Linked DNA regions of Homo sapiens: regions 1, 2, 3 and 5 are each linked to region 4. Evidence: chromatin loops called from intact Hi-C (ENCODE). Cell type or tissue: IMR-90. All regions are shown on one strand. Each heading gives the region's core, and the rest is flanking DNA. Links, peaks and the distances in the headings are about the cores only.

Region 1 (6,096 bases), core at 277-5,276, 670 kb after region 4:
ACTGCATCTCAATAAATAAATAGTCAAACAGTAATGCAAAATATACACAACACAATATCAGAAATGAATACTTCTTTGATGGACTTCTTAGCACACTAGAACAGCTAAGGAAAGAATCAGGAAACCTGAATATAAATCAATCAAAATTACACAAAGTGAAATACAATTTAAAAGGAGTAAGAGGCCAAGCGCAGTGGCTCACGCCTGTAATCCCAGCACTTTGGAAGGCCAAGGCAGGCGGATCTCCTGAGGTCAGGAATTCACGACTAACTTGACCAACATGGTGAAACCCTGTCTCTACCAAAAATACAAAAAATTAGCTGGGCGTGGTGGCTTGCACCTGTAATTCCAGCTACTCAGGAGGCTGAGGCAGGAGAATCGTTTGAACCCAGGAGGCAGGGGTTGCAGTGAGCCAAGATCACTCCATTGCACTCCAACCTGGGCAACGAGAGCGAAACTCTGTCTCAAAAATAAAAATAAAAATAAAAAAATAAAATAAAAAAGGAGTAGGAGAAAAAGCAGATCAGAGCATCCAACAGCTATGGGTATTATCAAATGGTCTAACATATATGTAATTTGAAACCCAGAAGAAGGAAAAAAAGAAAACAGGGCAAAAAAATTTATGATGAGTCAAAAATTATTCTAACAATTTAAAAAGCCATAAATCTGAAACCATCAGAGAACCAGAGCAGGATACTTTATAGGTGTGTGTATGTGTTTGTGTGTGGGTGTATTAATAACAGGCAAATATCTATTACGAACCTACTAAAGAAATCTCCCAGATTCTCAATGGCATTTAGAAAGTTTTTAATAGATATATATGAAGGATTTAATGTGCTAAACTATCTACTCAAACTATATGTGTGTATGTGTGTATGCACATGTGCACATATATGTATGTGTATATACATGTACACATAACTGTCTAAAGAAAAATAATAACAAAGTATAGCACAAAGAATGGGGGACTGGGTGTGGTGACTCATAACGGTAATCCCAACACCTTGGGAGGCTAAGGCAGGAGAATTGCTTGAGCCCAGGAGTTCAAGACCAGCCTGAATTACATAGCAAGATCTTGTCGCAACAAAAATTTTTTTAAAAATTAGCCAGCTATTGTGGTGCACACCTGTAGTCCCAGATACTTGAGGTTAAGGTGGGAGGACTGCTTAAGTTCAGGAGTTTGAGACTGCAGTAACCTGAGATTTTGCCACTGCACTCTATCCTGGGTGAAAGATCGAGACTCTGTCTCTAATTTAAAAAAAAAAAACAAAGAAACAAACAGAGAAATGGGGAGAAATAATGAAAATTTAATGTTGTAAGGTGCTTATACTACACATGAAGTGGGATAAGATTATTTGAAAGTAGACTGTGGTACGTTAAAATGTATAAAGCTGGTCCTCAACTTAAAAGATGGTTTCACTTACGGTTTTTCAGGTTTATGATGGTACAAAAGCAATATGCATTCAGTAAAAACCATAGCTCAAGTACCATACAACCATTCTGTTCTTCAGTTTCAGCAAAGCATTCAATAAATTACATAAGATATTCAACATTTTATTATAAAATAGGCTTTGTGCTAGATTTTGCCCAACTATAGGTTAATATAAGTGTTCTGAGCACATTTAAGGTAAGCTAGGCTGAGCCATGATGTTCAGTAGGTTAGGTGTATTAAATGCATTTTCAACTTATGATATTTTCAAGCTACAAAGGGTTCATCAGGATGTAACCACATCATAATTCAAGGAACAGCTGAATTATATGGGCATATCTCAGAGATATTGCTGGTTCAATTCTAGACCACCACAAAACAGCACATATTGCAAAAAAGCAAGTCACATGAATATTTTGGCTTCCCAGTAAATATAAAAGTTATATTTACATTATACTGTACTCTACCAAGTGTGCAATAGCATTATGACTTAAAAAAAGTACATACCTTAATTTAAAAATACTTTATTGAGACAATGATGTCACCAAAATGGCAGAGTAGAAGCAATCTGGCTTCACTCTCCCACAGAAAGCCAAAAACAAATATCTAGCACAAAGCTTATCATCAGCAATATCCCAGAACTCAAATCTGAGGCTGATAGTACCCGTGAGCCACAGAGAACTGAAAAACTCCAAGCAAACAGTAAGAGAAATAGCCTTCTCTTTGCATGATGCCTTTTCTGCAATCTGCCAGGCCCTGTGCATGAAAAATTCCTCCCAGACTCAGCTTCTTCATTGGAAAAAGTTAGATGGAGGAGGACAGCCAGCTTTCCCACCATCTTGGGTTCCCTTGCAGGAAAACTGTTCCTGCCTCAACCCATAAGAAGTATAATATCATGAGGGCTAGCAGGGAGAAAAAAAAATCATGAAGGCAGAAAAAGAGGGGAAGCAGGAACAGAAACCCTAGCCCTGAAATTCTCCTCTTTATTTCAGCCAAAAGAGATGCCATATCAGAGTGGCTGTTCAGCAGGACCACACTGTAGGAGGTATGATCCATGAGTTTTCTGGGTACAAACCGTTTGCCAGCCTTACCACACAGTTGGGGTAATCCCCTTTGCCACCCCCACCATCTGACAGGCAGTGCTCCAATGTTTGTGAGAGCCAAGGCAAACTTGGGCTTAAGGCGCCATCTAGTGCCCAAAAGGAGGCACTGATATACAATAGTATTAAGGGAACTCACACGCTACTGCAAAGAATCTCTAAGAAAACATACCTTAGAAAGACAAAACAAGCAAGACAGCAAAGACTGGGATAAATAATAAATCCTTTAAAGCAAAGCCACAAATGTACATCCACGAGAAACAACAGCAAACACGGAACTATGACATCCCCAAATGCACAAAGCAAGGAGTCAGGGAGAAGAAAAGCAATGTGTGAGGTCTCAGATCAAGAACAAAATAACAGTTCTACAGACACTCAGCAAAATCCAAGATAACACAGAGAAGCAATTAAATTTATCAGAGAAATGTAACACAAAGAGATTGAAATTAAAAAAAAAAATCCTGGAACTCAGAAATACGTTTTCTGAAAAATGGATTACAGGCTCTCACATTGCAAGAAACAATCAGTGAGCTCAAATACAGCCTATTGGAAAATACAGTCAGAGGAGAAAAAGAAAGGAATGAAGAACACCTGCAAGATATAAAGAATAATCTCAAAAGAACAAATGTAAGAGCCACTGGCATTCAATGATGAGTTAAGAGCAAGGAGTAGTAAGCTTATTCAAAGAAATAACAGAAAACATTCCAAATCTAAAGAAAGATATAAATATCTAGGTACAGAAGGTCAGAAATTACCAAATATATTTTTATTAGTCCATTTTCACTCTGCTATAAATAATACCTGAGGCTGGGTAATTTATGAGGGAAAGTGGTTTAATTGACTCAGTTCCACATGGCTGGGGAGGCTTCAGGAAACTTACAATCGTGGTGGGAGGGGAAGCAGGCACCCTTACACTGCAGCAGGTGAGAGAGAGTATGTGTGAAGGAGAAACCGTCAAACACTTATAAAACCATCAGATCTTGTGAGAACTCACTCACTATCACAAGAACGGCATGGGATAAGTGCCCCCATGATCCAATCACCTCCTACCAGGTCCCTCCCTTGACACATGGGGATTATGGGAATTACAATTCGAGATGAGACGGGTGGGAACACAAAGCCAAACCATATCAATATTCAATCCAAATAAGAGTATCCCAAGGCAAATAATAATCAAACCTGAAAATGTCAAGGACAAAGAGAAGATCCTTAAAACAGCAAGAGAAAAAAAATAAAAGAACATATAAAAGAGCTCTGATTTTTTTGGCAAGAGACTTTTCAACAGAAACCAAACAGGCCATGAGGGAGTTAAGTGACACATTCAAAGTGCTACAGGATAAATGGAAACAAAAACAAAACCTGCCAACCAACTATGCTGTACCCAGCAAAGTTTTCCTTCAAACAGGAAGGAGATATAAAGTCTTTCCTAGACAAAAGCTAAGGGAATTCATCACTACTAGACCCATCTTTTCAGAAATGCTAAAGGGAGTTCTTTAATTTGAAAGAAAACAAACTTTGATGTGCAAAACCAAAAATGTTTGAAGGTATAAAACTCACTGGTAAAAGTAGACAAATTCAGAATGCTCTAATGCAGTAATTGTTACATGTAATCCATTCATATCTCTAATATGAAGACTAAAAGACAAATCTACTGAAAATATTAACAGCAACCTGTTAAGAGATAGGGAAGATAAATAGATGTAAATTAAGACAACAAAATGTCAAAATGTGGGAGGATGGAGTTGAAGTGTAGAGTTTTTTAGTTTTTCCCTTGATTCTTTCCTTTTCTTTGTGATCAAAGTTAAGTTGTCATATGTTTAAAATAACTTACAGCTATGGCTTTGGTAAGCCTCATGGTAACCACAAAGCAAAGACTTATGATAGATACACTAAAAATAAAAAGCAATGAATTAAAACATACTCCCAGAGAAAAACCACTTAATCACAAACAAAGGCAGTAAGAAGGAAGTAAGGGAGGAGTTACAAAACAACCAGAAACCAAGTAATGACATACTGCGTAGTAAGTCCTTATCTATCAATAATAATACTGAATGTAAATGAACTAAATTCTCCAACCAAAAGATATAAGCATGGCTGAGTGAAAAACTTTTAGAAACAAGATCCAACTATATATTGCCTACAAGAAACTCAAATCACCTATAAAGACACACATAGTCTGAAAGTGAAGAATGGAAAAAGACATTCCACGCAAATGGAAGCAAAAAAAAAAAAAAAAAAAAAAAAAAGTAGCCATACTTGTATCAAACAAAATAGAACAAGTGAAAGTCTGTAAAAAAAAAAAAAAAAAGGACACGGAAGGTCACTGTATGATGATAAAGGAAAGGATCAATTCAGCAAGAGGCTGTAACAATTTAAAAATATATGCACCCAATTCTGGAGCACCCAGATATATTAAGTAAACATTAATAAATCTAGAGGAGAGATAGACTATAATACAAATAATAGCAGGGGGCTTCAACACCCATCTCTCAATAATGGACAGATCATCCAGACAGAAAATCAACAAAGATACAATGAAGTTAAACTACACCTAGACCAACTGGACCTAGTGACATTTATAGAACATTTCACCTACTACTGCAGAATACACATTCTTCTCATTAGCACATGGAACATTCTCCAGGATAAAACATATGTTAGGCTACAAAACATGTCTCAACAAATTTAAAAAAGTCAAAATCATATCAAGTATCTTTTCTGGCTACAACAGAATAAAAATAGAAATCAATAACATGAAGAATTTTGGAATCTACACAAACGTGGAAATTAAACAACATGCTCCTGAATGATCAACAGATTAATAAAGAAATTAAGAAGAAAACTTCAAAATGTCTTCAAACAAATGCAAATGGAAACGTAACTTTCCAAAACCTATGAGATACAGCATAGCAGTACTAAGAGAGAATTTTATAGCAATAAATGCCTACATCAAAAAAGTAGGTTTCAAATAAGCAACCTAACGATGTACTTAAAAGAACTAGAAAAGAACAAATCAAACCCAAAATTAGTAGAAAGAAACAATAAAGATCAAGGCAGAAATAAATAAAATTGAGACTAAAACAAGTACAAAAAATCAATGAAATGAAAAAGTTGGTTTTTTGAAAAGATAAACAAAATCAACAAACCTTCAGCTAGATGTATTAGGCTGTTCTCACATTACTATAAAGAAATACCCAGCCAGGCGCAGTGGCTCATGCCTGTAATCCCAGCACTTTGGGAGACCAAGGCGGGCGGATGACCTGAGGTTGGGAGTTCGAGACCAGCCTGACCAACATGGAGAAACCCCATCTCTACTAAAAATACAAAAATTACCCAGACATGGTGGTGCATGCCTGTAATCCCAGCTACTCAGGAGGCTGAAGCAGGAGAATCACTTGAACCCGGGAGGCGGAGGTTGCAGTGAGCTGAAATCACACCACTGCACTTGAGCCTGGGCAACAAGAGCAAAACTCCGCCTCAAAAAAAAAAAAAAATACCCGAGACTGGGTAAATTATAGAGGAAAGAGGTTTAATTGGCTCATGGTTCTGTAGGCAGTACAGCATGAT
Region 2 (6,096 bases), core at 837-5,836, 310 kb after region 4:
ACCTGTTATTATTAATAGGGAAAATAACCTACTTTTTAGGGGCCCTTTATAAGCCACAACATGTTTTTTAAAGATGGTTAAAATTATCTTTAAGTGAGCAGGAATTGAATCAATGGTCATGGCCCCATTAGTGTGATGCTCCATCAACCGAGTGCAGCTGGAGAGCTCATATGTGTTTACTGATGTGGTAACAGGAGGGGGGCAAGCCAGCCTCATCTTGTGCATGTCAGTGCCCTTGTTCAGACTGCACTGGACAGTTGGCATCATTCTTACCTTAACTTGTGTTCAAAACATTATTTGTTAGCAGATGATATCTTTCTTTTTGAAGATTACTGGCATATCCATTGACAGGGTGGGTGAATGGGCTAGTAAACATAAATTTAAGGACTCAAAATTATTTGTTATTACAGCTGGAAGGAATTGAGTCAAACATCAATACTCTACAGATGAGAAAACTGCAGTGTGAGGAGGTTAAGTCCCTTGCCCAAGGTCATGGAGGTATTAAGTGCTGGAGCTGGGACTAGAATTACATCTTCTGTTTCTGCACTGGTCTCCACAGTGAAGGCTGCTGGATTCCACACTGGTATGTGGAGGAAATGACTTGCAAGGGTAGAAAGAAAGAAGCTTTGATCTCCCAATGGCTCAGAACTTCTTTTAAAAAGTGATTTTTGTTGGCATGACCGGGAACACTGCCCTGGCAAGTCTCTGTTGCCTGACCTCCTCTATATAAACCCAAGCCATGGTCAAGGGAGCTAGGAGCTCTGGCTGCCTTGAGGGTCCACATCTGGGCAGGCACCAGGAGAATTGCTCTGAGGCTCAGGCTCCTGACAATTGTACATATACCCGGGGCCTACATTCAGAATTCTTGTCTGCCGATGAGGTTCAAGGGCCAGTTGTAGTGCCAAATCAGGCCCTGGAGGTCCCCCAAAGTGCTGGCCATTAAGTCTTTAGTTCCTGGATTTAGAGGAGGCCAGGGAGGAGGTCCTAGAAGTGAAGGCCAGGGTACACTTGGGGTGGTGTAGAGTATTCAGTGGGTCTCATGCAGTGATTTACCAACTAATGGATATTTCAATAATTAACAACTAGTACATTTTACTAGCTTATACAGCAGTCCTAAAATCAAGCCTGCATATGCCCATTTCAGATGAAATACTCTTAATGAGATACTCAGTTTAGAAGTATCCCAAGGAGTAAACTCAGTTTTATATGCTGGTGCAGGAAATGTTACCCAAAGTATGGGATGTGCCCTGGGAACCTGGGGCCCACACTGAATCATAGTGTGTAGGTCCCCAATCCACCCACCCCAATCTCTCATTTATAGGCCCCATACCCCCTACCCCTGCCAACTCATCCATCCCTTCAACACACACACACACACACACACACACACACACACACACACACGCATGCATACACAAGGCAAACATCACAAGCAATTCTCAAAAGAAAATTACAGAAGAACATGAGCCTAAGGGTGTATGTGTATAAGGGTCCTTGGCTTACATATGAGTCTCTGTCTTTCTCTCAGCTACCTCATTCACCTAAACATCTGTTAGGAGCTTTGAGATTCTTTAAACCTGCATGAGTGACACCAGGAAAATTACCCCATCCTCAAACAGGTTTGGGCTCTAGGAATGATTCTGCCCAGCAGCCCATCTTTCCATCTAGTTGAGACCGAGCAATGAAGTCAAAGAACATTCTTTGGTCAAATATGTTTTGGCCTGGATTTGCTAGAAGAGCTCTTTGGACTTGCTGAGAACTCAATTACTGAATCTTCTTTCATTTAGCTTTTGTGTTTCCTGGACAGAACTCAAGAGGAAGATATTATTGTAGTGGGGTTAAACAAGGTCACTCTAGTCTGAGTGACAGACAATAATAACGAGCCCCAGAAAGGTACCTGTTTTCCAGGGTGGTGTGATCAGTATTACACAAAAATCTTGCAAGCCATCTTTTACGAGGCCAGCAAGATCACAGAAGGCAATACCCAGTTTGCTCAGAGACAAGCTGTTTGCTAATCAAGTTTTCTTATACTCAGAACTATGGAAACATTTTCAAAGGTATTATTCTCGGCAGGTTTCCAATAATTCAACATTTCCAGACTTATCCAAATGGCTTCTGAAATATTTGCTGTTTGTTGAGAGCAGCTTTCAGGATGAGGTAATTAAAAGAAACCTATCAATTTGAGATTTTTTTTTACCGTGAGTAAATAATGTTGACATACTGTTCAAATAAACCCACAATTTACTGCAATCTGTTTTTAGAGAAACCCTCCACTTTAACCTCCAAATAGGAAAAAACGAAGAGACTTTCCTCTTCTCATTTAATCAAGAACATATGTTCAAAGATAATACCGGAGGCTTATTCTGGGAAGCGTTCTGCTCTTCCTCCGACAGCCACGCAGCGAGCTCACGAGGCAGCCTCCACACATAATGAAAGCAAACGCCACCATAAATCTCCCGCTCGGCGGAGGTCACTTCAGAAAAATCGCCCGCTGCTCAGATAAGCACCAGCTTTGCTGAGGAACATGGAAGGGGGAAAACACCGACTGTGATAAACACCAGCAGGTAGGCTCCAAATGGAGGCCAACCCAGGCAACTCGGAGAGAAGGGAGCCGGGATGAAGCAGGTGTGTGTGCGTGTGTGTGTTTACACACAACAGCCCTGGCCCAGTGTGTTCTGGCTGCGAGAACAAGCAACCGCACCACGAGAGGAGCTGCTCTCCCCCCCGGGAGGAGAGCTCCGGAGGCACCAATTTTCATTAAACCTAGGAGTACACACAGGGGCAGGAGGCCAAAACAGTCCTCGAAACTGAGGCTTTTAAAAACATCTGTTGGCAGCGTTGAGATCCTAGAAGAGAGAGAGAGACGGAGAGAGAGAGAGAGAGAGAGAGAGAGAGAGAGAGAGAGAGAGAGCTCAGAGTCCAGCACTTTCATTTCCAGACTGTGAGTCATAAAAGGAGTACGTAAATCCCTATCGCCAGAATACGCTGACCCAAGTCTGGGTTTATGAACACCTGAAGTACATTTCATGAGAATTAGCTTTAAATATCAACCTGATCACAAAGCTTGAAAGGTTTTCTCCCATCTCAGGATGACTGGAGTCCGCTGGAACCTGGAATGGAGTTTTCTGACAGCAAAGGATTACAGGAGCGTAACAGAAATTATGGAGATTTCCCCGCTAGGCATAAGGATGCGATCACTGTAGGCACCTGTGGGCCCAAGCAGGTTACCCACCAATATCCCTTTAAACACCAAATTATGGACTATTAGGCCACTGCTTCAAGGCTTCTACAAATGTGAAACCTTGACAAATTCCCAAATAAAAGCCATAAAACCAATCATTTTTTAAACCTGTATGAGTGACACCAGGAAAATTACAGCAGTGTGGCAGGTCACTGTGAAATAAAGCTGCCAGAAAGAAGCTTACGATGCTGTCATGGAAAAGGCAATTAGAAGGTTACTTTCTCTCAGGTCTAAGATTGGTTCTTGTTCTTCCTACAGCTCCCTGCCTTCCACCTCCCTGCTGCAAAATGGATCAATCTATAATAAGTAGTAGTTATATATCATAAGGCAGCAATTCCTTTTAGTTGTTCCACTATAAAAAAGCATCCAGATTTAGAACTTGACAGGAACCAGTATCGCCTGCCCCCCAGAGCCGGCAGAAAGTCTGTGTATGTCATTCAGCCAGCATGGAGTCTGGGTGTTTTAAAAGCTTTAATTTGAAGGGGATAAAAAACCTGGGCGTTAAGCAATTTGGCTGTGGATATTTAATGCATCAGCCACGCTATAGAATTGGAGTCCTCTATTTAAAATGAGAAATTGAAAACTTACACGCTCTGTAGGCAAGGTGTAAGTAAATGTAGGATGGTAAGCAGAAATCAGCTGAGAACCTGCAGAAACGCCATTAGAAGGACTAATGGCATGGTTCAGAAGTGGCCTTAAACAAATGCTAGGGTGTCGTTTGTAAGTGTGTAAAACAGGTCTGGCTTTTAATTAGCAGGAGCCATATCTCCCTGTGTTTAGGAAAAGGCATTACTTCTCAAAGAGAATATCCTAACGGGGTCTACATAGGGACCAGGAGGAAACAATGGCCCGGGAGTTGAGATTTGCCTCAAGGCACGTTCCTCCTCAATGGCAGCGTGGAGATTGGAACTCAGTCTCCTTATCTCTAATTTCCACTCTAACACACTTATTGTAGGTAGAAAAAATGCATCCCAAAGATGTCTACTTCTTACTCCCCAGAACCTGTACATACAGCACCTTACATGGCAAAAGTGACTTTGCAGATACGATTGAGTTAAGGGTTTTGAGATAGGGAGATTACCAGGTGGCCCAACGGAATCACAAGGGGCCTGATAAGTATGAGAGGGAGCAGAAGAGTGAGGGTCAGAGTCAGAGAGAGACTGGAAGATGCTATACCACTGGCTTTGAAGATGAAGGAGGGGGACACAAGCCAAGGAATGCAGGCAGCCTCTAAATGCAGGAAAAGGTAAGGAAATCGGTCTTACAGCCTCCATAAAAATGCCATCCTGCCAATGCCTTGATTTCAGCCTCATGAGACCCTTTCAGACTTCTGATCTCTAGAACTGTAAGAGAATACATTGCGTTGTTTTAAGCCACTAAGTTTGTGATGATTTATTACAGTACCAAGAGGAAATCACTACAGTGTTCTAGCTGGGGATCACATTTCCCCACCTCATTTTGATCTACTCAAAGTAGTCCATTACCTCAGTGCTGGTTAGAGTCTTTATAAAAGCAAAAACAACAGAATTCAGATGCTTCTGCAGTTCTCTCTGGTATGGAGAGCAGGTGTAATCCCGAGACCCATAACCTAGAGTTGGACCAGCGTGTACCAAGGTGGGGCTTGGCAGGAGTGGTCCACCCTTTTGGGAAGGAGTGTTTTATCACTGACATTGTTAAGGGTCACCACAGCAGATTTTTAGTGGGTTTTGTTGTTTTTAAATTCTCATAGGCAGTGCACCTCTTATTGCCTGTTCCAGCATGATCTGCTCCCACTGCCCACACCCACCATTAACCTCCACCGTTGGTCTTTAGTGTCTTCTACTTTCCTTTTTGGATTTTGTTTTTGTTTGTTTTATTTTTTAAATTTTTTAACTTTCCTTTATGACACTCTTTCTTGTGGCACCTTGTTGGCTCTCTGCTCTGTGTCTCTTTCCCATATGAATGATTCCTAAAGGAAAGATTTTTTCTAATTATCAGCTCTGTGTTAAGAAATTAGTTGGAAAGAACTTAAAGTATGAGGGTTCATCAACTATTTCTGGTGTATTAGAATACTCTATTTCATTTGGGTGTGTTTCATTAATGACTTCTACCCTCTTATCCCTGCTGCTTCTGTAAAGCCTTCAAGACCCCTCAAAGTTAATCTCTACAGGTGAAATTTCAGGCTCCTGGTTTGGGTGGGCCTTTTCCAGAGTGTCTCATGTACACTTTGTAGATACAGCTTTGGAGTCAGACAGACCGGGGTTTGACTCCCTGACCCACCATTTACTAGTGATGTCACCTTGAAAAAAATTATTTATTGTCTCACTTTGTTTATCTGTAAAATGGAGAACATAACAATGATCTTGCTCCATAGTGAGAAATTAATGCGATTTTGTATTTCAAGTGTTTAGCAGAGTGTGACCCACACAAGCCACAGAAATCGTGGTGGTGGAGAAGTCACAAAGTGCTTGGTGCCCATACTTCTCAGATTCTGAAACTTCTGGTCACGTAGGATTTGAAAGCCCATTTACATCCTATGGGGCCAGAAGTTTCAGAATCTGAGTGTTGAAAAGAAATATCCACCAAATGTGTAACAGCAGCAAGCATTTACACATAGCTAGCTGTGAACCTTCTTCTTGGATAGCGGGCTCCAACAAGAATAAGCAATGGTAAGAGATGATCTACAGCCCTGTCCAAAAGAAGCTCATGGTTTAGGAGGGAGAAGATATAAAGACATAATTACTGAATTACTGGCATTTATCACTCTATATGAAGTGTCATTACAACTGAGGATGATGAGAAGACCCAGGAGACAAAATCTTCCAAGGGAATCAGGAACAAGGGCACAGAGGTAATGAATTTTGAGTTGGGTCCTG
Region 3 (6,096 bases), core at 729-5,728, 290 kb after region 4:
GGCATATTGACCCCAAAGAATGGGGAAAGGGGACTTCTATGCTACTAAGGACTGAGTTGTGTTCCCCCATGCCTCCACCTTCCAAATTCGTATGTTGAACCTTAACCCTTAAGGCAAGCTTGTCCAACCCACGGCCCGTAGGCTGCATGCGGCCCAGGATGGCTTTGAATGGGGCCCAACACAAATTTGTAAAACACTATGAGGTCGGCATGGTGTCTCATGCTTGTAATCCTAACACTGTGGGAGGCTGAGGTGGGTGGATCACTTGAGGTCAGGGGTTCAAGACCAGCCAGGCCAACATGGTGAAACCCTGTCTCTACTAAAAACACAAAAATTAGCCGGGTGTTGCTGCACATGCCTATAATCCCAGCTACTTGGGTGGCTGAGGCAGGAGAATTGCTTGAACCTGGAAGGCCGAGATTGCAGTGAGCCAAGATGGCGACACTGCACTACAGCCTGGGCTACAGAGCAAGACCCTGTCTCAAAAAAAAAAAAAAGCAAACAAAAAAAAGTATGATATTTTCTTTGGTGATTTTTTAAGTTTTAGCTCATCAGCTATTGTTAGTGTTAGTATATCTTTTGAGTGGGCCAAGACAATTCTTCCAATGTGGCACAGGGAAGCCAAAAGATTGGGCACCCTTGCCTTAAGGTGATTTGAAAATAAGATCTGTAAGGAGGTAACAAAGGCTATGTGACGTGACAAGGGTGGGGCTCTGATATGACAGGATTAGCATCCTTATGAAAAGAGACGCCAGAAATCTTGCTCTCTCCTTGCACAAAAAGGACATGTGAGCACAAAGCAAGAAGGTTGCCACCTACAAGCCAAAAGAAGAGGCCTGAGAATGAAACCTATCTTTCTAGCACCTTGATGTTGAACTTCCTAGCCTCCAGCACTGTGAGAAATACATTTCTGCTGTTTAAGCCATGCAGTCTGTGGTATTTTGTTATGGCAGCCCATGCTGACTAACACAGGGACATATCTTCAGGCACGTTCACATTTCAATTTAAAATCCCACTGTGGCAGTAGCTGAGACTTCTTTTTGAATTAGGTTGAAGGAGTTCAGGACATGGCACCCCAAAATATGCCACTTTGGTATGTTGATTATTTTGAGCTTAAGGCACTTGAAAAACAGCAAATGCAAGAAGCTTTCTCTAAGCTCTTATTACCTGCCTAAAGACAGATCCTCCAAGAGGAACTCAATTGTCATAAATTCCTTCCCCAGGAGTTTCATCAACCAGGAAAGATTGATTCTTAATCACAAGAGAGGAGACCAGAGGTTGACACCACACCCAGACACACTTTGTCACAAACTGTTATATCTCTCATCTCTTCTTCTAAGGGTCCATTAATCTTTCCTAAAATTCATTGACTCTTCCCTAAGTGGTCTACAACCTCTCTCCACTTCTCCTCTTATGACAGTGTATATAAGCTCTCAAACATCCCCACTTGTGTATTCACATTTTTCCTGTGATGTCTCTGTGCATGTAATATTACAAAATACGTTAAAAATAATTTATTACTTAAAACTTTAGATCATATTTTAAAATATTAAAAATTACAGTGAAAATTTTGTTTTTTGTGTCGTTAATATCCCTGTTATCAGTTTATTTATTTATTTTTATTTTTTTTTTGAGACAGAGTCTCGCTCTGTCACCCAGGCTGGAGTGCAGTGGCGCGATCTCGGCTCACTGCAAGCTCCGCCTCCCGGGGTTCACAACATTCTCCTGCCTCAGCCTCCTGAGTAGCTGGGACTACAGGGGCCCCCCACCACGCCCGGCTGATTTTTTGTATTTTTAGTAGAGATGGGATTTCACCGTGTTAGACAGGGTGGTCTCCATCTCCTGACCTCGTGATCCGCCCGCCTCCGCCTTCCAAAGTGCTGGGATTACAGGCGTGAGCCACCGCGCCCGGCCTATCAGTTTATTTTGTAGACCCAATTACCGAACCTAGGAAGGTAACAAGGTTTGTTTTACCTAGGTGGGTTACCAGGTTCTGGCTTCAGGATCAGCTCATAGCCTGAGACCCAGGGGCCCTGAGGTATGAGTCTCTTTCTCCTTGAAATTCCTCTACAAGCTTAAAATACATCAGTGCTTTCTGACAGATTTCGTTTTACAGCCTGATTGTGTCTAGGGAGAGAGAAAATGGAAAGGGTTGGGCACTGGAGATGAAGAGGAAAGGTCAAGATTCCCTAGAGGTCATTCTCACAGGTTCTATGGGGACTTTGTGTGCACCTTGCTTCTCTTTTAGGGGTATCTCTGTTTCTTACATTCCTCAGGCTTTACCACTATTCATAATAATCATACTATCCAGGCATTCGGCCATTTTGCTGGCCTGGACATAACTGACTTGCAACTCAACTGCCCAGGATGATATAAATTTGTGATATTCTTTATTCAGCCCTTTTCGTAGAGTAGAGGGAAAAGGATTCTCTCTAGAAAGTGAGCAGACTAGGCCGCGTTCTGTAGCTCAAGCCTGTAATCTCAGCACTTTGGGAGGCCGAGGCGGACAGATCACCTGAGGCTGGGAGTTCGAGACCAACCTGACCAACATGGAGAAACTCTGACTCTACTAGAAATACAAAATTAGTCAGGGGTGGTGGCGCATGCCTGTAATCCCAGCTACTCAGGAGGCTGAGGCAGGAGAATCGCTTGAACCCAGGAGGCAGAGGTTGTGGTGAGCCGAGATCGCACCATTGCACTCCAGCCTGGGCAACAAGAGTGACACTCAGTCTCAAAAAAAAATGAAAGATAGAAAGTGAGCTGACTATTACCATCAATGTCCCTGGCAGGCTCTGGCATTCCTTGTCCATTAAAGATAAGTACAAATTGGACTTCCAACAATTAACAAAAATATTTTAGCAGCTTATTCTGATCTTGAATAACGAAAGTTCATTGCACACCCTTGAATTTTTTCTTCCCAATTCCTGGAATTTATATAAAATTTGTAGAGAAACCCAATACCTTGATGCATTCTACTAGAGAGTGTTAGAGCTCGAGACTTTCAGGAATTAAACCAAGTCAGCACACTCTATTCTGCTATCCTCAGACTCCTCACCCAGGGTGGTGGTGGGGAGCCAGGCATGGGGCTCTTAATACAACAGGAGGACACCGATGGGGAAATGCCTACTGCCCCCTGCTGGTGGAAAAGGGTCCATAGTTCCAACAACTTGCATAGCCCTAAAAGGCCTCATTTAAACATTGTATTGAAACCATGGTATCAGCTTCAAAATGACTTTAAATAACCTTAAATATTTAGCTTTTTAAAAATAAAACTGAGCAGTAAAAATCTACTGCTTGGTTTTTCCTTAATTATACCGCTCCTCCTCCATCTTTTCAGTTTCCTTTACAATCTGGTAGATCATACGACATTAAATTCTAGGGCGTTCAGCACCAAACAATGGTTGACCTGTCTTAGGTACCAAAGTCCCTTTAATTTGTGATGATAGATAAAACTTTTCTTAAAGTGTTCCTTTGAGAATGTATCTTGAAAGTATTAATAATTACCTGGAAGGTAACTGTGGCTGTAGCAAGTGCTGGGACTTGGAGTTGTATGTTATCGTTCCAGTATCAGTTCTGACACTTACTTAGCTGTAAGATTTAGGAAAGTCACCTAATCTCATAGACCTCATTTGTGAAATATGATAATAATACATAACACACAGGGTTGTTATGGGGATTACATGAGATTATTACAATGAAAGTGTTACTCTAAGAGCTATAAAATTGGAAGGTATTACAACTAAAGGAGCAGGTAACTGTGGGGTTGCCCACTTAACCATTATCAGACAGGTATTTGGAGTCAAACGCCCTAGAGCACAGTAAGGATTAAACATTAAACTGCAGATATTCGTCATTGAGATTAGCGTTATTACCATGGTTTAATATTTAATTCTCACTGTTCTCTAGGGGACCAGATGGACTCTGTGGAGAATGTAGACTTAGACATTCCTGACTACTTGCATCCCAAACTAAAGTCCATACAAGATAAAAACACCTCATAGACAGAAGAGTCACTCCATGAGGCATTCTAAGAATGCACTTTCTGCATGGTGACTAGTTTTTAAGTGGCCAAGTGGATAGGCTCTCAGCAATCTTGCTCCTCTGGGAAGAATAAAAACATTACACTGAAGGTCTTGTTTGTGAGTTGTGCTTTTGGACCTAAGTTTTTCTGCTATAAGGGGTATATTATTAACAAAACAAACCCAACCAAAAAGTTGGAATTCCTGGAAATTCACCAAAATTGCCTGGCTGCTGCAGCCCAACAATTCTTTAGCTCTTTTCAATCATCTTTATTTTGGATTTACTTGGAATCCTTGATCTTTAACCCAATTTTGAGCATTACACTGTCCCTATTTAACGCAAAAGGAATATTTTGGAATTTTAAAAGAGCCACAAAATATCAAACCCAAGATCCTAGTTTTGGGTCTTGTTTGTTTGTAAGGGTGGAAGGATTTCACATCTTATTTTGTACTTACTGTGTTCCCAGCAGCTTTTGTTTTGCTCACATCTCACACAGAGCATACTCAATTCAGTGAACTAATTTGGTTGTATGGTAAGCACTGCAGAGAAGCTATGAAAAAAAGTCACAATCGGGAAGGTAGAAAAGGTCTTCCAAGGATGCACTGAATCTGTTACATATACTCTGGGGCCTCCGAGTTTTCTGGGAAAAAACAAAAGCAAAACAGTGGCTGGGAAACCAGCTTAGTACATAGGTATTAAAGCATGGAACAGCTTCTTTTGACTAGTTTAAGAGGAAGCCATAAAGCACAAGTTCTTGGAATTATGCCAGCAAAAAGTGTAACCCTTTTATTTATGGGGGCATTCATCAGAACTGGGCCTTTGTGAGCCTACCCCAGACTGTGGTCACTTGGTTTAGTCAGTTGCTGACTTCTCTGAGAGAACACATCCCCTTTTAGCAGAAATAAGGAGCAAGGAGAACCACTGGGTAGTGACTATCACAGTGATTCCCATTGGAAACCAACCCACGAAAGCCCTGTAAAGAATAGCCCTCCTGTATTCCATGCCAGTGAGTGATACTTACACACAGGACGGGTGAGACAACATGGATCCACAAACACCTGGTTTACTTATATTGGCCATGATGGTGCCCTCAGGACAAACCACAGATAGAGATCTACCCAAGGAATTCCTGAGTTCATAGGCTGACCGTGTCCTTTGATCCCCAACCCAGCCATTTCTATATGACCTCTGTTGTTGTCCCAACTGAACCCCATTCTTCTCTCTTTTGTGGTTGTAAGGATGAAAAACTTGATGACTTCTTTCTCTTCATCATGGCTACTTCTCAGAATGTCTTGCTGACCACGTCATTGTTGCCTGATTCTATTGATCTAATAAAATCTATTTCTATCAACAAAATATAACTATGTGTGACCACATATTTATACCTTTTCACAAATGGAACTTCTTACAAATAGATTTCCCATCCATGTTAACTTATTAAGTAAAATTTTCCTGTTTTTTAATAAAATAAGTTTTCCTAATCTCAAATACTATCCAACAGATGTTAGTCACAAACATACATCATAAGTGGGAAAGTATTATAATAAAGCTCATTAGTGCTGTTTATTTACCTTTCAAATGCTATTGAATTTTTACATGAGTTTCTCTATAAGTTCATTAGTTGTTATTAAGAAATAAATATATGATTGAATTTTCCAAATATATTTGAATTTCATAGTTTAGCATTTCATACGAGAGAAATAATCAGCCAATGTTTTTGCCTGCTGTTTCCATGAAGATTTCATTTATCTTAGAAGTGATTAATATAGAATGACTATAAATAATATAAATTTAAATAGAATATACTTTTTTTTTTGCTATGTTGTTTGTTAGGCTTTACAATGTTGTAAAAAAACTGTAACAATCCTCTCAGACTGGAATTTTTCTTTATCAAACTTTTCCTCCATTTTCAGGAAGGAACAATGATTCAGAAGTCTTGTAGATTAGTCACTTCTTAAGAAGTTAGATCATTCAGTACTGCATCTTAGCCAACTGTCCAAGGTCAGCAAAATGCACAGCATGTTCTGTTTGATGGCCCCAGGCAGAAAGCCACAGCATTCAAACTATTAATATCTC
Region 4 (6,096 bases), core at 645-5,644:
GATTAGATTACACGGACCTGCAAACACAGATGTCAGACACAGCACACCAAATACACAATTAAACCCTTCTTCAGGAATATGTGGACAAGACCTCCTAAGTAATCTCAGTGGCAGGAGTGGTAGCATCTTTATCTGACCACATCTTTCCCATTAGCTCCTACAGGCATGCCTTCACTTTCCTAAAAATATCCCATTATGAGCAAACTCTTCCCCTGACACCTTTATAATTTTTTCCCCATAAACTCAATAAAGTAGTATCACCCTACTTTAAGTGGAAAAAGTCCAAAGGTCACCAACCTTTTCTTTTGGCAGTGAGGACAGCAACAAGCATCAACAAGCCTTGTGAAGACACAAAAGATTTTGCACTCTGGTGTAGAGCGTAAGTGTAGACTAAACCCTAATAATTCCAGCTGTGCTGAAGGCAGTCTCATTTGCAAGAGGACATGAAGCATTAAGAGAGACAGAACACAGGCTTTCACATTTGCATTATGGTAATATCTCCTGGCCTAAACAGGAAAATGCCAAGTCAGGCTTCTCCTGCCCCTAACAAATTCACTTTACGGATCTTCCCATCTTTTTTTCTCTAACAATCCCTTATGTCACTAACATTTCCTGTCTTATTTTAAATTTAAAGAATTGAGAATAAAAACACTCTCCCTGTCTCATAGTAAATATTACATGGATGTCAATCAGCCTAGTTAAGGTAGTTTCTTCCCTTCTCTGACAGCTGCACACCCTCAATCCAAGAAGCAGGTGTCCTTTATAGAAATTCTCACCAACTTGGGAATGGAAGTGGCTAACATCCTCCTCTCTTCGATATTGTTCCACCCAGGGGAAATTAAGAGTGAAGCTCAAGAACGAGGGGCCAGACCTAGATCCATAGCAGATTCAAAACTTCTAGGAAACAGAACCATTTTTACATTAACAAGGAATCTGACTCCTGGAAATAAAAAATGGAAACAAATCCTGACATCTTAGGAGCAGACAGGTTGCTCTCATATTCAAATCAGACATGTAATAGAAATACTTACATCTCTCTTACTTGAAATTATCCTTAAAAATGGAAAACGGGGAAGCCAGGGAATTTGAACTTTGTATATTATTCAAATTTAATTTTGGTAGCTTTGACCACACCATGGCTGCTAAATAGAAAAATCCCACTGCTATTCCTCATGATCTCTGATGGGAAATATCTAAATGTAAACCCAAAAAGCAAAGGGCATGGTTTTCAATCGGAACAAATCAGCCCTGACCAACTCCACTTTATAGTAGTGAGGACTCTAAACCTGACTTCCCTTATGCATAAAGTTCCCTATAGGACAACGCTCAGCAACCTCCACCTGCAGAGCTGGACTGATGCTCTCCCATCCTCAAAACACATCCAGCTTGTCCCTTCTTCCTGCACCCGTTCCACCAAGCTCCCTCCCCTGCTTTATCTTCTCCCAACTGCCTGCAAGGAGGTATCTTAAAAAACATTTAAACCATCTCCAGGTGCACTCTCACACCACCTTAAACCTGATCATCCCTTTCCCCTAAAGCAGTGTTCCCAAACAGAAACATGGGGTACCCACAAAACAGAACCACCCTTTGGAGGTGGGGCCCATGAATCTGCATTCCTAAGTTTCTGGGTCAGGGACAACACCCTGAGATACACTGCTCTAAGACATCTAAAAGTGGTTTCAGTGTTTTCTTGAATCCAAAACTGTTTGCAGCACTAAAGTTGAACGTGCCTTTTGTTCAGGGGACACTGTAGCCACTACCAGATTTTCAAAGGTGACCATTCCACTGAGTGACTACAGGACTGCCCCCAGGACTTGGCCACTTTCCATAACGCTAGCCAGAGTGCAGTGGTAGCACGTCTTTATCTGAATAAATACTCATTTGCTGAACTCACATTTACTGCATCTTTTAGGGGAAAGGAATGAGAGTGAAGTGGCAGCCTTGGGAATGACATGGCTACCCACCACATCAGCAACTGTGTCTTCTTAAAGTTGTGTGCTCCCAAGCCCTCCTGAAATCTACTCCTGTCACCTAACTTCCAGATCCAGAACTGGTACCCAGGTATGCAATGCCCCGAGGTGTGTGTCTGAAGGAAGAGCAGTCACCATAATTACTCAGTTGTCTGCATTTCTAATGATGGCTACTTATTTGTCAGTCTGAGAATGATCATATGCCTTGATTGTAGTCACAGGTATTAAATGATTTTTGAGGATCTGCTATAAACTGATATTGTGTGAATTAAACAGAAAACTAACTTACTTGAGAAAACAAGTTGGTAGTAATGATTGGTTTTTTATTGTCACCCCTGCCCTGATACACTTACTGTTTATAATTACAAATAACTGCAACTCTCTGGGCAAGGCAAAGATTTCAATTGTTTAATGCCTTCACCATCACAGGCATCATGGCAAATTTTGGGTAGCGTATTTTTTTTCATTACAATAAGCCCATTTTAAACTGAGTCTAAGGCTGGGTACAGTGGCGTAATCCCAACACTCTGGGAGGCCAAGACAGGTAGATCACTTGAGGTCAGGAGTTCAAGACCAACCTGACCAACATGGTGAAACCGTCTCTACTAAAAATACAAAAATTAGCCAGGCATGGTGGCGCACGCCTGTAATCCCAGCTACTCATGAGACCGAGGCAGGAGAATCACTTGAACCCGGGAGGCGGAGGCTGCAGTGAGCCGAGATCACGCCACTGCACTCCAGCCTGGGCAACAAAGTGAGACTCTGTCTTGAAAAAATAAAAATAAACTGAATACAAATTCTTTAAAGTTCCTTAGGCTTTTTAATAAAGTAAATGTAAGTAATGCCACACACATACACACACAAATCCTGATTTATTCCCTGTTTCTCATACATCGTTGGCATTGTTCTACTTAAACAGCGACAGTGATGACTCCAAAAAAAATGTTTAGAATTAGAAGTGCATGTTAATCTGAGTAACTTAAGTACAGAAAAGAGTTAGTACACCACAAGCATTTTCTACACTTTTATTTTGTGGTGATTGTGAGACAAACACAGTCCAAACAATAGACTTCTTGTCCTCCCCCTCCCAACAACTATCTGACTCCATAGCTCATGCACCCCAATTACAGCAGGTGTCGGGCTGGCATAAAGGCTTCTTACCAGGATTCCAGTTTATCCTTCTCAATCCTTTTCTCATCTCTAACAAAAATGCCACACATACATGTAGTTGTGAGAGGCAAAGTCTTCTTTACACTCACCACCAGGGGGCGTATGGGAGCACAAAAGCCTCACAAAACTGCTCCAGGATCCTGCCTCTTCCAGGGCCGGAATCCGCGGCCTTCCCAGGAATCCTAACCTGGTCTGGGAAGGGGCATCACAAATAAGCTGGCACTCAGTCGTGTATTAAAAGGATCTCTAATGCTCCCTTTAAGACTTTCACTTCTACGCCATCTCTAACAGGGCCATGCAGGTCTCCATGAGATCAGGCTTTTTTGGTCCAGTGTTTCCCAGGTCTTTCCCTACACTGTTTCAGGCCACTTGGGTACCTTTCAGTGCAGACTGCTTCAGGCCAGAAAACCTCACTCCCACCTCTTTCACACTAATGAATTTAATCGGTAGCCAGCAGCCAGGGGAGTTGATGTGGAAGATGCTCTAAGAAGCATCCCCAATTAGCAAGCCTCAGCCAGAAACTACCTACAGGGAGCAGGAGGCCCTAGCGGGAGGCAGCCCACGCCTCATTATTCCTGTAGCAGGAAGGGACGTCCAGACGGGACTCCAGAGGTGATGGAAAGTGGGGGAGGCACAAAAGCAGCAAACAGCAGAAGGAAATGCCAGCAGCTGAGGCTCGGCAGCCAACAGCCACGACATTCAGCAATCTCAGTGTGACAAACAACACATCTGTAGCGTGCTGAGCATGACTGGGGCTCCTCAGACAGATCTGACACCCCTGTCCACCAGGAATCCCACCCATACCCGCACACAGACACACAACAGAGACATGGATGGACACGGGCACGCGCACACACACACACACACACAGCCTCAGTGATGACTTAGCACCTCACTGCCAGGAGTATCTTCTGTAACAGATATATGCATGTGTACATACAGCTCATGCACACACATCAGCACCCACTGCCTGCTCTGCTCCATGACAGTACTGGGAATTCCCCTGTGAATTACCCAAGAAACAAAGTGGGGGCCAGTGAGCAGCCGTGCTTAGCTTCCTTCATAAGCCCATCACCAGCACCTAGGTGTGTTTCCCCGGACTGAACAAGAAATTTTCCCATCTCTGGCCCCCTCCATTAGAAATGAAATCCGTTCTGGTTTTCTAAATCAGTCTGTAAACCATCCTGAGTCAACTCCTTGGGTCATTTTCTTGGGGCTCATTCACTCTAGCTCTAGAATGAAGGAATGGGGGTGGGGAAGACACACCCCATTTGATCTTACAAAACAGTAAAGATTAATGGGAAAGTGTTTTTAAAAAAAAAAAAACCACAAAGAAGCTCCCCACTCAGTAGCAGTTTTGCACATATGTACAATGAGTTTACCAGCCCATAAATATTTTTAACCAACACAACCTCATGCTGTGGTGTGTACAAGGGTCTGAGAGTATATGACTGGCTATCATTTCTTGCTCTGGGCGAGCGTTCGCCTCTTTGCATCTTCTTCTCTAAGTCACTATAAGGTGTCAGTGTCAATCATTACCCTCTCCAGGTCCTGCCGCAGGTGCGTGAACAGCTGCAGCCTCCTAAATAAGACATCCTGCTCCCGCTTGGCTAGATTGTCCTCTTCATCTTTCTTTGGGGTGATCAGGGGCTTGTTGAAGTTGACCTTCCTCTTCAACTTCCAGTACTGGTACAGGAAATCCACTACTTCCTCAGGCAGCCGCAGAGCCCTGGCAACATCCAGCAGGTTGACGAAGGTGTAGAACTCATCCTCCAACTGCTGCAGCTTCTGCTTACGGACACTCACCCGGTGGGCCTCCTCCCGGTTCTGCTCAAGGCTGGCAAAGGGCTCCAGCGGATTCCGGGGGGAACACTCAGGGGCCCCATTCTCCTGTGCAGCCCCCTTGCCAAGACTCTCCTCGGGTTTCCTATGTGAGCTGTGCTTTGGGCAATAGGACTTGAACTTGACTTCATCATTCTCTGCTAAGATGGTCTTCATCTCCAGGCCCCGGTCAAAAGCACAGGTCACATGGAAGGCTGTGCGGCAGTTCTTCACAGAGCACTGTCAAGAACACACAAAGAACATGAGAATAGACCATTATAGAGCAATGATGGCAGAAGGCCTGCAGTGCTAGGCACCCCATGTACACATGCACAGAGAAGAGCCATGCTTCAAGCATGTGCCATGACAGGAAAGTTGTACGTGGATTAACCCTGCAAGATCCTGTCATGTTTTAAAAGAGGTAAGGCTTGGAATTTTTTTTATAGAGATGAGGTCTCCCTATGTTGCCTAAGTTGGTCTCCAACTCTTGGGCAAAAGAGATCCGCCCATCTCAGCCTCCCAAAGTGCTGGGATTACAGGCGTGAGCCACTGCGCCCAGCCAAGTCTTGGAATTTAAGGGCCCTCTTCAAATGAAAGGTTTAATCAACCAAACCCTAACTTCCTCAGAAAAGTAACTGCATCCAAATCCCATCTTGGAGCAGACATGATTACACAAATGACATGTGTAGAGAAAGGAGGTGTGGCACTAGGATCATATTCAAAAGAATCTGTACTCAATATGCAAAGTCCACTTTCAGGCATTAACTTGGGTTTTCTTACAGATTTGAGCTCTTTTGGTGCAAACCTGAATAAGAACCTCCTTGGGAAGAATGACTACTACTCACAGTTTGAACATAAATCCTGACTCCCCAGCCAGGAAGAGTCCCAACACGAGTGAGAAAATGAACAGTGCACTTCCTTGAAGCAGCACGAAGGAGAAACTGAATAAAAACCCCAAAAAATAGGAGACAAGAGGAATCCAGCACAGGAAAGGTAGGGAAAGGTCTTCACACTTGCGAAGAAGCTTCACCAGATGCATGGAGGGCTCTGAGCCCTGAGATCGGTGCACGCCGATCCTGGCCACTGAAGAGAGGCAGGAGAACCGTGAAAGATCCTTCCCATGCGTCACAGGGAG
Region 5 (6,096 bases), core at 734-5,733, 480 kb after region 4:
CCACCTGGTGCCTTTGATATTGAGGAAACCACAATATCAGAAACTCTGATCTTTCCTTTTAAAAACCTTCCCAAGGATTGGCATTCAATTCAGAATCATCAGTTCCTATAAACTACAAGTATTTTACATGCACTGGAGATCACACCAGCTTCAGTTGTCATGTCCCAGGGTCTTTACTGTGCCAGAGGTGACGAGCAACCTCGTGTTGTCTAGTCATTTCAATGTACATGTCATAGCTCAGGCATGTCCCAACCCAAGGCAGCGTGGTGTCAGTGGAAGAAGCTAAGATTCAGGCAAGAGAAGGGCTGGTCCCTAAGGAGGAATGGAGGTTGGGGTGAGAGACCCCAGTCCAATGAGCAGTATTTGAAGTGGAAAAAGCACATTTGGGCTCACATCAGGAGTCATATCTCAGGGGATCCAGTGTCATGAACAAGTGAGGGACAACAGTTGGGCATAGGTAAAAGTTTACCTGCAACCAACCCCCAACCTACATGGCATTTCCAGTAGCTCCATCTCTATCTGAATCATCCACCTGGTATTCAAGTTCATGTAAGCCCTTAACTATCTCCACAGGGTTTGTAATTAGACTCCTCAATCTCAGCCCTGGAGCTCAACAGGCAGCACCCCCTTACACTACATGCCAGCTGTTGTCACGCATTGCAGCTTTTCTCCCAGGCTTCCATATTATGGCTTCATTACATATGGCCACAGGGTGAGGAAAGGGCATCTGACACATATATGAGCCCCACACTATGTGACCTTGGGCAAGTTACTTTTATAAACTTCAGTTTTCTTATCCAGAAAATGGGAGCAATAGAGTTCCTTCATCTTAGGGTTGTTATGGGGATTAAATGAGATAATGAATGCAAAGAATGCCTGCCACGTGGTAAGTACTCAATAAAAACAGGATGGTGGATGGATCTTCTTAACCCTGGCCACATGCCTGGAACCCAACCTACCACAGTGGTTCTCAACCAGGGGTGATTTTGCTGGTTGCATTAACTGAGAGGGGCTGTGGGGCTACTAACCTCTAGTGAGTAGGGGCCAGGGATGCCACTCACCATCCTACAATGCACAGTGCAGCCCCGCAATAAAGAATTATCTTGTCCAAAATGTCAACAGTGCCAAGGCTGAGAAACCCTGTCCTGCTAGTAGCTTCACTTGACTTCCTTCGGCCCATGCTGCTACTGTGTCCCCCACGTTGGAGTGGCTTTGGAGCCCTTCCCAGGACCGGCCCATCCCACTGTCTCCTGAGCTCCCATTTGTGAGACTGTTTGTCAAAAGGCCGCCAGGCTTTAGTGCCCTGACCTGAGTCCATAACAGCAGGAGACAGGCAGAATCACCAGGCCTCTCTGACCAGAGACAGGCAAGAAACTGCCTCCTGCAGGGCTGTGGCAAAGAGCCACGTGAAAACAGGCACAGCAGCCAGTGGAGCGTTCCACCCAAACTGGCTCCACACCAGGCCCAGACCATGAGTCACCACCACATGCTGCCGCCTCTCGCCACGACCTTTCTTTATCCCTTCATTAGCCATAAATCTTCAGGAGCAAAACAGCAGAGAACAGACTGGGAAGGCCCTGGCAGAATATCACACCAGGCAAATGCCCAAATCAAAATTCAGAGTTAAATGCCCGGGCCCTGGATGAATGCCAGTCACGGCAAAGCAAGGCTCCCCCGAGCCATCCCTGCAAACCAGGGAAGTGGACAAACGGAACCTCCACTCTTGCCATAATTTAAATCATGTGACAACACTGGGGCATCCTCTCCAAGAGAAGAAACAGATGTGTTTAGCAATACCCAGATGGCTGGAGACAAACTGAAGAACCTGTGCAATGTTTGCCTCTAATTCATGCTTGCACCAAAAGTCCCCGACTCCTCTAATGTCAAATGGAATTAATATTAAGTCTTTCATGCAGTGTTGTGAGAAACAATTGACACAAGTTATTAAGTGGTGCTTTGACTCAAAATAAAGCAAATTTGGCTTTTTTGTTTTCTGGTTGTTTGCTTCCTTTTTAGAAGCAAACCATAATGCTGGGGAAAAGCCTGGCAGAGGCAGCTCCTCCTACACGGAAACTTTACTCTGCCCAATCTCACTGGAATTGTCTTTTTCAAAGTGTAGTTTCTAAGCACCTGTGTTAGAAGTACCTAGAGAGCCAGAAAACAAGCAGATTCCTGGGCCCTACCAACAACCTACTGAATTGAAATGTTTGTGAATAAGGCTTTGGAAGGTGCCCTTTTAACAAGTTCCCCACTTGAGTTTTATACCCCCTAAAGTTTCAGAACCTTGTAACAGTGAATAAACCCTGGGACAGCCCAGCCACTGCCACTATTTCCAGCAGTAAGAAGACAGACTGGGTCCTTAGCTTGCTTCTTTCCTCTGCCAATGGTACCCCATCTTATGCAAGTGAAGCTTCTGGACAAGACAGGACAGACCCGGAATGACTCATCTGAGCTAAACTGTCCACCCTCACACTGATGTTTATAATACTGACAGCAGCAAATTGCCATTTGTCCTTCTTGGTTTTGTAATTTATGTCAACATTCTCAAAGTTAAAAGAGCCTGAGTGTTTCCCTTTCACAGCTGGATGCTGACGGCTCTGAGCAAACTCCCATCTCCATTGCTTGTTACCAGGGAACTCATGATAAACAAACAGATCTGACCTTAAATCAATCTCTCTTCCCCTCACTCCTCCCCTCACCCACAACAACTTTTTTGAGTATTTAATGTGTGCTCCAGACATTCACATACATTTTTCTTGCAAAAGGTCTTGTGAGGAATTAGCTCCATTTTACAGATGAGGGAACTGAGCCACTAAGAGGCCATGTAAGAAACAGAACTGATGCTCGACTAGGCTTTCTGACTCCAAACCCAATGCTCTTAACAGCTAAACTACACTGCCTCCTGCTGTCTCCAGGAAATGATAATTCAGTGTAGCCACCAATTGACTGTGGTTGTCTAACCTTTAAAATCTTCTAACCATACCATTAGCAAGCACAAACAAGCAGACCAAGTAAAGGAGGATTATTTTATGACTACTCGACCATCCAGTTTCATCAATTCATGAACTTCTGGGATAATACCAACAACTCACATTTGTTAAGCACTTACTGCTGCAAAGAATTCTTCCAAGTGCTGAAAGTACTCGTTTAATCCTCGCAACCACTCTTGGAGGTCAGTGCTACCATTGTTCTCTCTTCACAACTAGGAAGATGTAATACAGAAACGTTTGCTAAGGTATCTAAGGTCACACAGCTAATAAGTACCTAAGTTGGGAATATACCCAGGAAATAAGGCTGCAAAGCCATACTAGTCAAAGTTAGTTAAAGCCTTAACTAACCCACTTTACTGTGTATTCCAGAGTTAACACAATGACAGTGTCAACACATCTATGCAAACAATGAGGAGAGCGGGACACACTCTTCCTAGATCTTTCTGGTGCCTGAGGGAATTGACATTGTTTTGAACCATGGTTTCAGAAATGCTACAGAAAACGGAGACCCATAAAATGCTGAGCACATGGAAGATGAAAGCTCTAAAATGGTGTGGGATTCCGTCATAAATAAAGTCTCAGAAAGAGTTCAGGTCTGCAATGTGCTTTCAACTAAGGGCAGGGAGAAGCTTTGTTATGATTATTACAATCTAATTTAAAGCTGAAGCCAGGCAGGAGGGAAAAAAAGAAAGAAAATAAACTCTCCACTAAAGCTGTCAGCCCAGCTGTAGCCTCCAACTGTTTTAGTCACTAAAACCTCATATTTAATGGTCACTTTTATAACGAACACTAAGAAAGAAATACAAAGCTCTAAATCAGACTTTATTTCTTTAAAGATGAACAGAAATCGCATTGGAGGCGTCGGGAAGGCCACTGAGAGACGGTGCCACCATGCTGCCCTTCCCGCTGGTGATGGTGACATAACCATCAAGCCAAACCTCTGGTCTAAGGTAGTCCAATAACCTTGAAGGGAATCCCAACTGTGTGTGCAGAGTCCAAATCATTCCCAACACCAAGTGACAGCAGCTTCTATCCATCTGGCCCAGACCTAGAGCTTCTACATTCCCATTTCAGAATGATCATCTTTCCCATTCATAATTTGTTTAACATGGCGTTATTGCCACAGGAAGTAAATACTGGGTGGCCAAAATGAAAGTCTCCCATAAAACTTCTTAACAAATTGGAGCATTTATCTGCTAAGCCTCAAGAATGCAGTTTATCTCTGATTATGTATGACATCTTTTAAATTCTTCGGCTCAGAAGAACATTCCAGAGATGCTACTATGGTACTATGGTCTGTCACTAATTGCAGAACCAAAAGAACAAATGCTGAGACCATATTTGGCCAGAAGATGTTTTCTAACATTTATGAGGTAGTGTGATCAAACTAAAATCTGGGAAACAAAACTTCAGCAAATGAGTAAACTCCTTATGCTTAAATCCCAGCCCCAGGGTTCCCTCCTTCCCTGACTTTCCTAGGACAAGTCAGTCACTCCATCTTCTGGGTCGCACTGCATTCTCTTCATACCTCAATGATGGCATGGAAGATATTGTGGTCTAATTATCCTTTTTCACAATGTCTGTCTCCCTTACTATCTACATGATAGCTCCTACAAGGAAAGGGCCAGTGCCTTATCATCTTAATGTCCTCAGCACTTAGCAGAACTGGCAAATAATAGGCACTCAATAAATATTCAGTGAAAAAAAGAATGGGATCTAAAATGAGAGGGCAAAACCCATCCATTCAATTCAAAATTTTTGTTGTTGTTGTTGTTTTAGAATTAGGGTCTCACTCTGTCACCCTGGCTGGTATGCAGTGGTACAATCATAGCCCACTGCAGCCTCAAACTCTTGGGCTGAAGAGATCCTCCTACTTGAGTCCCCCAAGTAGCTGGGACTACAGGCCACCCACTACCACATCTGGCTAATTTTTTATTTTGTTATTTATTTATTTATTTATTTATTTTTAGAGATGGGGTCTCACTCTGTTGCCCAGGCTGGAAGACAGTGACACAATCATGGCTTACTTCAGCCTCAACCTTCCGGGCTCAAGCAATTCTCCCACCTTAGCCTCCTAAGTAGCTAAGACTACACGCAGGCACCACTATGCCCAGCTAATTTTTTATGTTTTTGTCAGAGACAAGGTCTTGCTGTGTTGCCCAGGCTGGTCTTGAACACCTTGCCTCAAGCGGTCCTGCCCTGGCCTCAAAAAGTGCTGGGATGATCCCCCACACCTGGCCTCAAAGCAATTATATCAATTAATCCTGTGGTACTGGGTCAATAATTTTGTGGCTCTATCTTCTGATTTGGCCTGTCTCTGGTTCTATTTCTGTTCAAGTGTAATCCCTTTTTTTTTTTTTTTTTTGAGATGGAGTCTCACTCACTCCGTCACCCAAGCTGGAGTGCAGTGGCACCATCTTGGCTTACTGCAACCTCTGCTGCCTGGGTTCAAGCAATTCTCCTGCCTCAGCATACCAAGCAGCTGGGATTACAGGTGTTAGCCACCATGCCCAGCTAATTTTTTTGTATTTTTAGTAGAGACGGGGTTTCACCATGTTGGTCAGGCTGGTCTCAAACTCCTGGCCTCAAGTGATCCGCCCACCTTGGCCTCCCAAAGTGCTGGGATTACAGGCATGAGCCACCAAGCCCAGCCTCAAGTGTGATCCTTACACCAAAGACTTGATCAGGGATCCTAAAGTTGATGTAACACACATAAGTATATAGGTTTGCAATACATTGACATACTATTAGGTTGGTGCAAAGTTAATTGCGGTTTTTGCCGTTAAAAGTAATGGCATTAAAAGTAATGGCAACAATCGCAATTACCTTTGCATCAACCTAATATTTACTGGATTTCTCAAACCAAAAAAACAAGTAGTATATGGATACTTCCATTTTCATCAGGAAATTGTGTCTAATGAATCTGAGACTGTTTCTTTCCTCCTTCCTCTACCCAGAGGGCAGACAAGTCTGCATGGCCATTCCCACACAGTCCACAGGAAGCCAAGAGTAGGATGGATCATTCGCTCCGTCATTATCCCCTAACTTTGCACCAATCCCTTCAGCCCTATTCAGTACAAACGCATCGTGACTCCACTTCCAGGTT

The links. Peaks named below come from ENCODE experiments on the same cell type or tissue, not always from the same donor. Only the 100,000 strongest peaks of a DNase experiment are listed, where the experiment ranks them.
Region 1: a loop joins it to region 4, with 8 times the contacts of the local background. A loop is called at or near these places in 79 of 110 quality-filtered maps.
Region 2: a loop joins it to region 4, with 3 times the contacts of the local background. A loop is called at or near these places in 61 of 110 quality-filtered maps.
Region 3: a loop joins it to region 4, with 4 times the contacts of the local background. A loop is called at or near these places in 77 of 110 quality-filtered maps.
Region 5: it touches region 4 in a loop (3-fold over the local background); 11 of 110 quality-filtered maps call a loop at or near these places.

Annotation. Positions count from the first base shown.
Region 1 is chr4:128,188,004-128,194,099 of GRCh38, reverse strand. All of the region lies in intron 15 of LARP1B (La ribonucleoprotein 1B), which reads right to left. Among named protein-coding and RNA genes, the nearest start is that of PGRMC2, 97 kb to the left of the region's middle. In IMR-90, for the core only: a CTCF peak has its summit at 2,619 (motif pointing left); a DNase peak (open chromatin) is centred at 2,589; H3K27ac peaks cover 488 bases.
Region 2 is chr4:128,549,830-128,555,925 of GRCh38, reverse strand. It overlaps LOC101927259 (a long non-coding RNA gene), which reads left to right and starts at 2,373. Exons shown (of 3, transcript NR_187927.1): 1 at 2,373-2,564; 2 at 3,500-4,487. RefSeq lists enhancers at 2,494-2,563, 2,584-2,773. In IMR-90, for the core only: CTCF peaks have their summits at 2,396 and 2,878; DNase peaks (open chromatin) are centred at 2,405 and 2,935; H3K4me3 peaks cover 873 bases; H3K27ac peaks cover 2,223 bases.
Region 3 is chr4:128,571,857-128,577,952 of GRCh38, reverse strand. No RefSeq gene overlaps it. Among named protein-coding and RNA genes, the nearest start is that of LINC03140, 4.4 kb to the right of the region's middle. In IMR-90, for the core only: a CTCF peak has its summit at 3,131 (motif pointing left); DNase peaks (open chromatin) are centred at 3,132 and 4,032; H3K27ac peaks cover 1,286 bases.
Region 4 is chr4:128,860,809-128,866,904 of GRCh38, reverse strand. JADE1 (jade family PHD finger 1) reads right to left here. Exons shown (of 11, transcript NM_199320.4): 9 at 4,680-5,201. Among named protein-coding and RNA genes, the nearest start is that of JADE1, 54 kb to the right of the region's middle. RefSeq lists an enhancer at 3,589-3,638. In IMR-90, for the core only: a CTCF peak has its summit at 3,230 (motif pointing right); DNase peaks (open chromatin) are centred at 3,264 and 4,104; H3K27ac peaks cover 480 bases.
Region 5 is chr4:128,382,574-128,388,669 of GRCh38, reverse strand. No RefSeq gene overlaps it. Among named protein-coding and RNA genes, the nearest start is that of LINC02615, 42 kb to the left of the region's middle. RefSeq lists an enhancer at 1-1,000. In IMR-90, for the core only: CTCF peaks have their summits at 1,380 and 2,904 (motif pointing left); DNase peaks (open chromatin) are centred at 1,449, 2,499 and 4,279; H3K27ac peaks cover 3,559 bases.